Linked DNA regions of Homo sapiens: region 2 is linked to region 1. Evidence: chromatin contacts called from ENCODE Hi-C or POLR2A ChIA-PET data. All regions are on one chromosome and are shown on one strand. The core of a region is the stretch at or near the end of the contact, and the rest is flanking DNA. Distances in the headings are between cores, read along the strand shown. Region 1 overlaps FMN1 (formin 1). Region 2 overlaps FMN1 (formin 1).

The links. Hi-C counts contacts between places; a loop is a spot of excess contacts on that map. ChIA-PET counts read pairs that join two places held with the same protein, here RNA polymerase II (POLR2A).
Region 2: a loop to region 1 is called in a map with no recorded cell type, with 2.0 times the contacts of the local background. The contact joins two enhancer-like sites. A Hi-C loop is called at or near these places in 1 of 37 single-sample maps with no recorded cell type. POLR2A ChIA-PET finds 5 or more read pairs at or near these places in 1 of 52 experiments (BJ).

Annotation. Positions count from the first base shown.
Region 1 is chr15:32,788,341-32,792,603 of GRCh38, reverse strand. All of the region lies in intron 19 of FMN1 (formin 1), which reads left to right. The region is part of intron 1 of LOC107984089 (a long non-coding RNA gene); the gene reads right to left. Among named protein-coding and RNA genes, the nearest start is that of GREM1-AS1, 72 kb to the right of the region's middle. Within about 2 kb of position 2,048, at least 2 of the 41 ENCODE cell types and tissues checked have a DNase peak (open chromatin) inside an H3K27ac peak, as active enhancers do.
Region 2 is chr15:33,125,104-33,129,595 of GRCh38, reverse strand. All of the region lies in intron 4 of FMN1 (formin 1), which reads left to right. Among named protein-coding and RNA genes, the nearest start is that of FMN1, 67 kb to the left of the region's middle. Within about 2 kb of position 2,658, at least 7 of the 41 ENCODE cell types and tissues checked have a DNase peak (open chromatin) inside an H3K27ac peak, as active enhancers do.

The sequences.
Region 1 (4,263 bases), core at 799-3,298:
ATGGTTTCCTTTACTAAAGGAAGCAGGAGAACTGCATATTGAGATTGTTACTAGACTGTGTCACATTTCCTAACTGAAATCAGATGACTCCTTCTAACTAATTCTTTGCCACTGCTAGTTTTTTTGGGTTTTTTTTGTTTGTTTGTTTTATTTTGTTTTGAGACAGAGTCTTGCTCTGTCGCCCAGGCTGGAGTGCAGTGGCGCGATTTCGGCTCACTACAAGCTCCACCTTCCGGGTTCATGCCATTCTCCTGCCTCAGCCTCCCAAGTAGCTGGGACTACAGGCGTCTGCCACCACGCCCGGCTAATTTTTTTTTTTTTTTTTTTTGGTAGAGACTGGGTTTCACTGTGTTAGCCAGGATGGTCTCAATCTCCTGACCTCGTGATCTGCCCGCCTCGGCCTCCCAAAGTGTGCCACTGCTAGTTTTTGACACCAATGGTAGTTTCCTCCATCTCGAAATGCCTCGTTGCTCTGATAATATATTGGGTCTCTCTGCGAAGGTGACTACTCCCCTTCTTCATCTCCCTCCTTAGTTCCTCTGTTTCTTCTGTTCCTTAAGTGTGGGCCTTCCCCAAGGTAAATCTCAGTGTTCCTCTTTTCTGCTCTATTCTCTGTTTTGTTAGTCCCAACTATTTTCACAGCTTCACCTATCACCTCATTGCCAAGGCCTCCCAAGTTTTAGACCTACATTTCCTACTGCACATTAAACTGTATACCCAGCCTTCATCTGCAATTCAATATGTCTCGGTTGGAAATTATTCCATCTCAACTAAGGCCTATTCCTCTTAGGCTCCCTAACTTTCAATTGCAACACTATCCTCCTCCTATTAGCAAAAGGCAGGCTGGAATGAGAATTATTTTTACTGCTACAAGATTTATTTTTCATCTATTTCTGACTCTTTATAGTTTTGCCCCCTTAATGGTGATTGTTCTTTACCCTGTATTTGAGGTGTCTCTGCTCTGATTCAGGACTCTATCATCTCTCACTTGGATTATTGAAACATCCTTCTAACTCTTCTCTCTGCCTAGAGGTTTTCTATTTCCTCTTGAAGTGTCCCTGAATATTGCATCCAATTATCTTTCCAAAACAGAATTTAGATCATAGTTATCTCTTTAAACATATTCTGTGGTTTTCCATTGCTCATGAAATAAAGGAAAGATAATTAGCCATGGATGGTACTTTAATTTATTAATGTATTAAGTTGTCACAACAGCCCTGAAGGAAAAAAAAAAAAGGTTTATTGCTATTTCACAGCTAAGCATGAGAGAGTAAATGAATTTTCAATGTCATAGTTTCATTAATAAACAGAATGAGGATAAGAACCTAGGTCTTTTTTTTTTTTTTTACACTAAAGCTTGAGTTCTTTCAAGAACTTCATATTCTCTCCCAAATTATAGCATGGCCCTCTGAGAACCTGCCCTAAACTCACTCTTTAGCCTCATTTCCTATAGCCTCATCCCTCCCTGCACCTACTATGACCACTCACTGTCTCACACCTGCACTTTCTTTCCTTGTGTTCTCACTGGATAATTTCTTCATACCGCATTCCCCCCATTATTTCCTGCTGATCAAAATAGAGTCGTCTTTCAAGGGCTGCCTCCAGAAACCAGGTTCTGTAGAAATGTTCTGAAATCTCCCTTAATAAAAGAATTAGCTTTTCCTGTGGGCTCTGACAGCATTTTCTTCTTACGATCCTTTAGTATTTAATTCATTCCAACTTGTTATTTTAGCAGTTTATGTGTATCTTTCCACTTCTAGGACACAAGCCTGTTCTTTGCTGTGTCTTGTATGGTGCATTCTCCAGCGCACAGCTGGATATTGAAAGAGCATTGAAGATCTTGGCTGGTGTAAGAGTTTGGAGGAAGAAATGATCCAAAGGAAATGTGGAAGCTACAGGGAGCTTTGAGAAGACACTTAGCCATAATCAGGACCACCCTAAGCAGATAGTTTTAGAGGAGATTCAGAAGCCAGTAGGGCAGTGTTAGAGATCAGCAGCTCCCAAACCTGGCAGATCTCCCAAGTCACCTGGAGGTCATTGTAAAAATGTAAACAGATCCACTGAATCAGAATACCAGAGTGTAGAGTCTAGAAATCTGTGGTTTTAGAAACTCCCCACAGAGATGGCAGAGCAAGAACACATTTTGTGTTTAGTTTCCTTAATAAATGCCTTGGCTTCACCATCCTCTTGTTTACATGTACCAGGTAGGCTTTGGAGATCAGAGATTGACACCTTCCTAGTGATCCTTCAGCCAAGTTTAGAAACTCCTGGGCTCAGGTGATCTTGCAGTTCTCTTCCAACCCTGACTTCCTGTGATTTTAAGTAGAAAATGAGCTGGGCATTGACAGCAGATGAATTTGGCTACATAGACATAAAGAGGCGGACCTGGGTGACTGAACATGCGTTTGGAGGAATCATGCAGTGTTATTCCTGGGATCAGCCTAACTGCCTTCTTTTCTGTGCTTCCTCCTTTGAGTGCTTGGTCTACTCCAGTCTCTTGTGTATTTGCACATTCCTATAATATAAATTTGCAGCACTTAATTTAAACACGTAGAATCGTGTCACTTAACTAGCGGGATACATTGTGAGAAACGCATTGTTAGGTGATTTCATCATTGTGCGAACATTATAGAGTGTACTTACACAAACCTAGATGGTGTAGCCTACTTCACACCTAGGCTGTATGGCATAACCTAGTGTTCTTAGGCTGCAAACCTGTACGGCAGGTTACTGTACTGAATATAATTGTAACACAATGGTATTTGTGTATCTAAACATATCTAAACACAGAAAAGGTACAGTAAAAATACAGTATAAAAGATAGAAAATGGTACACCTGTGTAGGGCGCTTAACCATGAATGGAGGTTGCAGGATTGGAAATTGCTCTGGGTGAGTCAGTGAGTCAGTGGTGGGTGAATCTGAAGGCCTAGAATATTACTGTACCCTTCTGTAGATGTTATAAACACTGTACATTTAGGCTACACTAAATTTATTTTTATAATAAAGTAGTTGTGCCACAACATTATGGTGGCTATGACTTCACTAGGCAATAGGAATTTTTGAGCTCCATTATAACCTTATGGGACCACCATCATATATGAGGTCTGTCTTTGACCGAAATGTCATTATGCAGTGTGTGACTCTACTTTAAAACTACTATAATATTTACATAATGGTATAATCTAAAAATATTATGTCTCAAGTGATATACAGACTATGAAACTATTCTGGAAAAATTTATTGATCACATACGGTGTCCTTCATGAAGCTTTCTCCAATCTGTGTGAGCTATCGTATCTCCAGAATTTTGGGGGTTTACTGTATCTTCAGTTTTGTCATTTAATGATTTGGTTTTTTATTCATTTGGTTATAGGCACTTTCTCTTTTAGATAAATCATAGGCCCCTAGAAGATAATTACAATGTCTTGTACCACTTTGTTTTCTCTGTAGCACCTTGTTTTTCCATATATATAGTAGATGCTGAGTTAGTATTTGTTGAACAAATAAATAATCATTGTGTTTCCTTTTGCCATGTTGAAATTGATTGCAAGATTTGCTGTCTGCTGCTGATAGATGAAAAATCTTGTTTATTTGGGTTTTGGTGGTAGAAGTCCCTAAATGTATCCCATATGGGTTGCTTTTGCCCAAGAATCTAAAATCTTAATAGCTTTGTTAAAGAGAATAGACATGTTCAGAACAAGAAAGATTAGTTAATGGAATAAAACAATCGCCAGCTCTGTTCTTGACTGTATTACTTTCAGTTTGTTTAGAAAAAAAGAAGGAAGTGGAGATCCTTTGGATTCATGGCTATGCCAAGCCTCAAACCTCTTTGGAGCTCAAATCAAAACCTTAGAGAGCATCTGTCCGCACTCCATTTCCCTAGCTTGGCAGAGAACAATGGAAACCTAAAGTATGTCTCCTTCATTCAGCCTAGAATATTTCTAAATTACTTATCTGTGGGACTCCTGACAGCTCCTGCCTTGGGCAGAGATGCAACAGGGGGCTGCCTGGGTAGAATGATTTGAGGGGCGCCAGAGAGACTCCTTACTCCAGACAATCTTCCCTGTTTCCTCACCCTTTTGTTCCAGTCACCCATGCAAACAGGCTCTCAGTGCTAGTTTTTGGTGAGACTCAGTAGGTGGTAGAGGTTTCAAAACCAAAAGGGGGAGCTTGCATCTGCTAGCACATGCATGTCTTCATTATCGGGATTGGAAATGTCTTCCAAAGACTAATGCATTTCAATTAAATTTGCAAATTTATGA
Region 2 (4,492 bases), core at 1,409-3,908, 340 kb before region 1:
ATGGTTGTGAGACTCATAAGGTCATGCTTATGGAGGTGTCTGGGATGGCATGCATGCCAGGAAGTGGGCATCAGCATATACCAGTTTAACCTGTCAGTTGAAAGGTATGTTAGAAATAGAAGTATTTCAACTTACCCATGTGCAGGTACTGAGAAAGCTCTCAAAGATACCCAGATTTCAACAGTGTTTTGGTAATCTTACCACGGTTATTTATACACATTGCTACACCAGCCTCAGATTTATTTCAGCTCAGTTAAGTTTAGTGATTTACCTCATTTGGAAAAGAAGTATGGCATACTATATTATTTATATTTAAAGCACATATTTATAATCTGAAATTTCTAGATTTCACTGAGTGGTTTCAATTCCTGTCCCCAAATTCTGGTAGCTAACTGCATTGTGGTATTACTTAATTGCTGTTTTCTCCGAGTTACATTGAGCTTTAAAATATTGAGAGGTGAAGCCAGCTGGGCTTCTGGGTTTTGTGGGGACTTGGAGAACTTTTCTGCCTAGCTAGAGGATTGTAAATGCACCAATCAGTGCTCTGTGTCTAGCTAGAGGATTGTAAATGCACCAATCAGCATTCTGTAAAAATGGACCAATCAGCACTCTGTAAAATGGACCAATCAGCACTCTGTAAAATGGACCAATCAGCACTCTGTAAAATGGACCAATAAGCAGGGCATGGGTGGGGCCAAATAAGGGAATAAAAGCTGGCCACGCACGCAGGCCTCTGCAGTCTGCTCCGGTTGTCTTCCGCATTGCGGAGGCTTTGTTATTTTGCTCGTGACAGTAAATCTTGCTGCTGCTCACCGTTTGGGTCCATACCACTTTTAAGGGCTTTAAAATTCACCACATCACCTTTAAGAGCTGTCACACTTACCGTGAGGGTCCGCGGGTTTATTCGTGAAGTCAGTGAGACTACAAACTCACCGGAGCATCCGGACGCACCGTCTTTAAGAGCTGTAACACTTGCCGCAAAGGTCCGCGGGTATGTTTGTGAAGTTAGACCACGAACGCATCGGAAGCAAGAAACTCCGGACTCGGTATGTGTTTACTTAACATATCACGCTGTTTCATTCTCAGTGTAATGACTCTGAGAACTTGCATGAGGCTTTTTATAAATGGACCTTGCAATGTCATAGGAATAAAAATTCTTTTAGGAGGTAGAAAGAATGATTTTGTTGATGAACAAATGGCGGGCAGTTGGAGTTCGGAGAGAGGCTGGTGAATCCTTGAGATCGTCAAGGATCAGGCCCGGAATCAGACCCCGTTGATGGTCGGGCCTAGTCAGCAGCCATGTTCAAATTCCCAACTGTTGCGCTTCTAATTATTGCTCTCTGAGGGTGTTGGAAATTATGGTCTTTGGTTGCTCGTAAGTCTGCTTTTTGCTTTTTTTCCCGGGAGCAATTTGTTTGCTTGCTTTATTTCTCCATCCTACTTCTGTTACACTCTCTACTGCTCCCATCACCATGGTGTCTCCTCTCCCTTCTTCTGGCCTCATTCTTGGTTTTCTTCTCCCATCTTTTTTGTCCTTTCTGTCACCTGACCTGTGTCGTGTCTGGGCATTCTGCTATGATTTGTCTATTTTCCCCTTCCCCCGTTGCCCTTCTGTTACCTTCCTTTCCCCTTTCTTTCCTTTCTCCTGTCCTGTTGCTGCCTCTTCTTCTATTTCCATCTGTCTCCATTTGTTGTAGAATAAAGAGAGGCATAAGATTCCTCGGAAACAGCACTGTCTCACTTCTCTCTTACCAACAGAATTTTTCAGGGAGACTGAGGAATGAGATCTTGGATGTGTGGCAAGATGTAGTTCTCTACAGACACTGCAAGTGGATGTGGCATTGGTTTCCCCTATCATTACAATATAACCTGCCTGAAACCACAGGTTCAGCATAGCTTACGTCCAAAGAGGGTTTCACAGCCCCAAGTGGAAGCTTCAGTTGGAATGGTGCTGAGTTTGATTGGAAAATACTTGTGTTTTAACTTCTGTCTTGGTTGACTAGCTTTAGGATGCTTACAGACTGGTTTCTGTTTTAAAAGGTTCACTGTTTAAAAACTTTATTCAGGTTGAGTTTAATGGAAAGTTACACTTGGGTTTCATTTAGTAAGTAATAGTTACCTATTTTTAGTGTTTTATTTACAGTTAGATGTAGGTTCACTCATTAACTCAAGGAAATAGTTGTTCTGGTCCATCCTTTGAGACTGGTAAAGTGGGTGGTCTGTGTATGAACAGAGTCAAGTTATTTAGAGGGATTTAGGGTCCAGGTTGAATGTGGAGGAGCATTAACCATGACGTTACTTATTTGACGGATTCTTGTTGTGAAGAATAAGGAGGGAGATCTGTGGTTAGGTAGTGATGATCCGACCAGTTGATTTTTCTTGAGATTATATTTTTGAGGAGAAACAGATCTGGCCTGACCTCCTCTCTGTTTGAGAGAATGTAACATGGGAAGTCTGCTACTGCTTGTTAACAGGATGCTATCTCGTTCATCACTCCCCCAACCAGCTCCTGATACAGTGCCTGGAAAACAGCAGAAAGCTTAATATGTCTTTTTGCAACATGCATCTTGCAGTTTTCTCAAACTCCCACATGTAGTCATGACAGCATCTTGCAAGCCTCTCCACAGAGTCAGCCAACCACAGTTCTTTGTCAGGAGTCACCTTACGTTTAATCAAGATGAAACGTTTATCCCACTTTGCAGTTATACAGCCACAGTTATTTATGGGTATCAGTTTTCCTTCCCAAAGTTTCAGAGCCAGAAGACTCGCCAGGAAGGCGGATCGAAAAGAGTTCGGGTTTCATGGCCCTGCAAACTGGCTGTTCCAGTAATCTGTCTTCCCTCCTTTCCCGAGTTTCTGCTCCAGCCTGCCTGTAGCGTAGATTGCTCTTTTATTGCCTTCGCTTCCTGTCTGCTGAGTTGGTCCCATTCTGGGCATGCTGCCAGGATTTGCAACTTAACACTTCCGCCCATTTCCTGCTGCTTCCTTTCTTCTTTCTGGTCTATTGAAGAATGGGCAGAAGTGCTAAGAACTTCAGCTAAATCTATGGAGTTTTTCAGTGAGTTTTGGAGGTACTCAGCGAATAAGAGGAGTAGATGTAGAGTTGGTCTGTCTTGAAAAAATTTTGGACGTTATGGGATCCACTCTGCCCTCTGCACCCACCTTCTCCTCTCACCCTCCAGAAGCTCTGGGCCTCCAGGCTCCTTTTGGTGCACACTGCGTGCTGCTCTGCTGGACTGCCTGCCCACAGTGACCTTCTGCCTCCTCTCTATTAGACTGTTGCCCATCCATGAGGGCCTGGTGCCGTACCTGCCTCACAGTGGTGTTTCCTTGATCTTTCCACCCATCTTCCTTCTCTGAAGTCTAGGAAAACTCTCTGTCTTTAGGTGGTGCTTAATAACACACCATGTCTCTAATGAGGATGTATGCTCCTCATGACCGGGGATAAACTCATTTAGTCAGCAGCTGTGGCAGCCACAGCTGCAAAAGCGTAACATTTACACAGTGCTTTATCACCTGCAAAGCCCTTTCATCCACCTTATCTGTTTTTCACAACTGCACTGTGAGTTTGGTATTACTGTTATCTCATGTGTAGATTTAGAAGCCACTTTCCTAACTTAGTGACTTACTGCACAAAAAAGCCTTCAACCGTGAATTGTTAGAGATGGTTTTTAGAAAGAAATTTGGCACTTTTCAATAGGCTATAGCCAATCAGTCATGCTTGAGAAGTTAAACATTTAGAGATTTAGTATTACTGATGAAGCACATTCTTGATGAACTACATGAAAATAGGAAGGGCTCAGTCACTAAAACAGTGGGAGTTTTTACCAAAATTTCACCATACAAAGTTGGCCATTTAACAGACTTCATTCTTAATTTTTTTTTTTTTTTGAGACACCTGACTAATTTTTGTATTTTAGTAGAGACGAGGTTTCACCATGTTGACCAGGCTAGTCTTGAATTCCTGACCTCAAGTGATCTGCCCGCCTTGGCCTTCCGAAGTGCTGGGATTACAGGTGTGAGACACCATGCCCCACCTATTCTGAATTTTTTTAAGCTGTAATTTAGATATCCAAATTTGAGAAGGGTTCATTTGAAGACCAGACATAACTAATTTGTATAACCCCATTAGATATTTCCTTTAAATAATCTTCTACACATATTGTCTTAGTGCACTGGTACATCTAGGAAGAGTCTACCTTTCTTCAACTAGAACTAACCTTCAAGACTGAATTTTAAAAGGAAACTATTTTCCTAAATGATGATTGCTAACATTTCTTGACGGCTTACTATGCATCAGAAGCTTTCTATGTATTATCTCTAAACTTTACAAGAGTCTTTGAGAGAGGTTATTTCCTCCATTTTATGGAAGACAAAAATTAGGTGACCTTCTTAAGCTGAGTAAGTGATTCACAGTAAGTGATGGATCAGGGATTCAAACTCTGCATTCTACCGCATCATTTGGCCTCCCTAGATGTAATGTTCTAAGGCA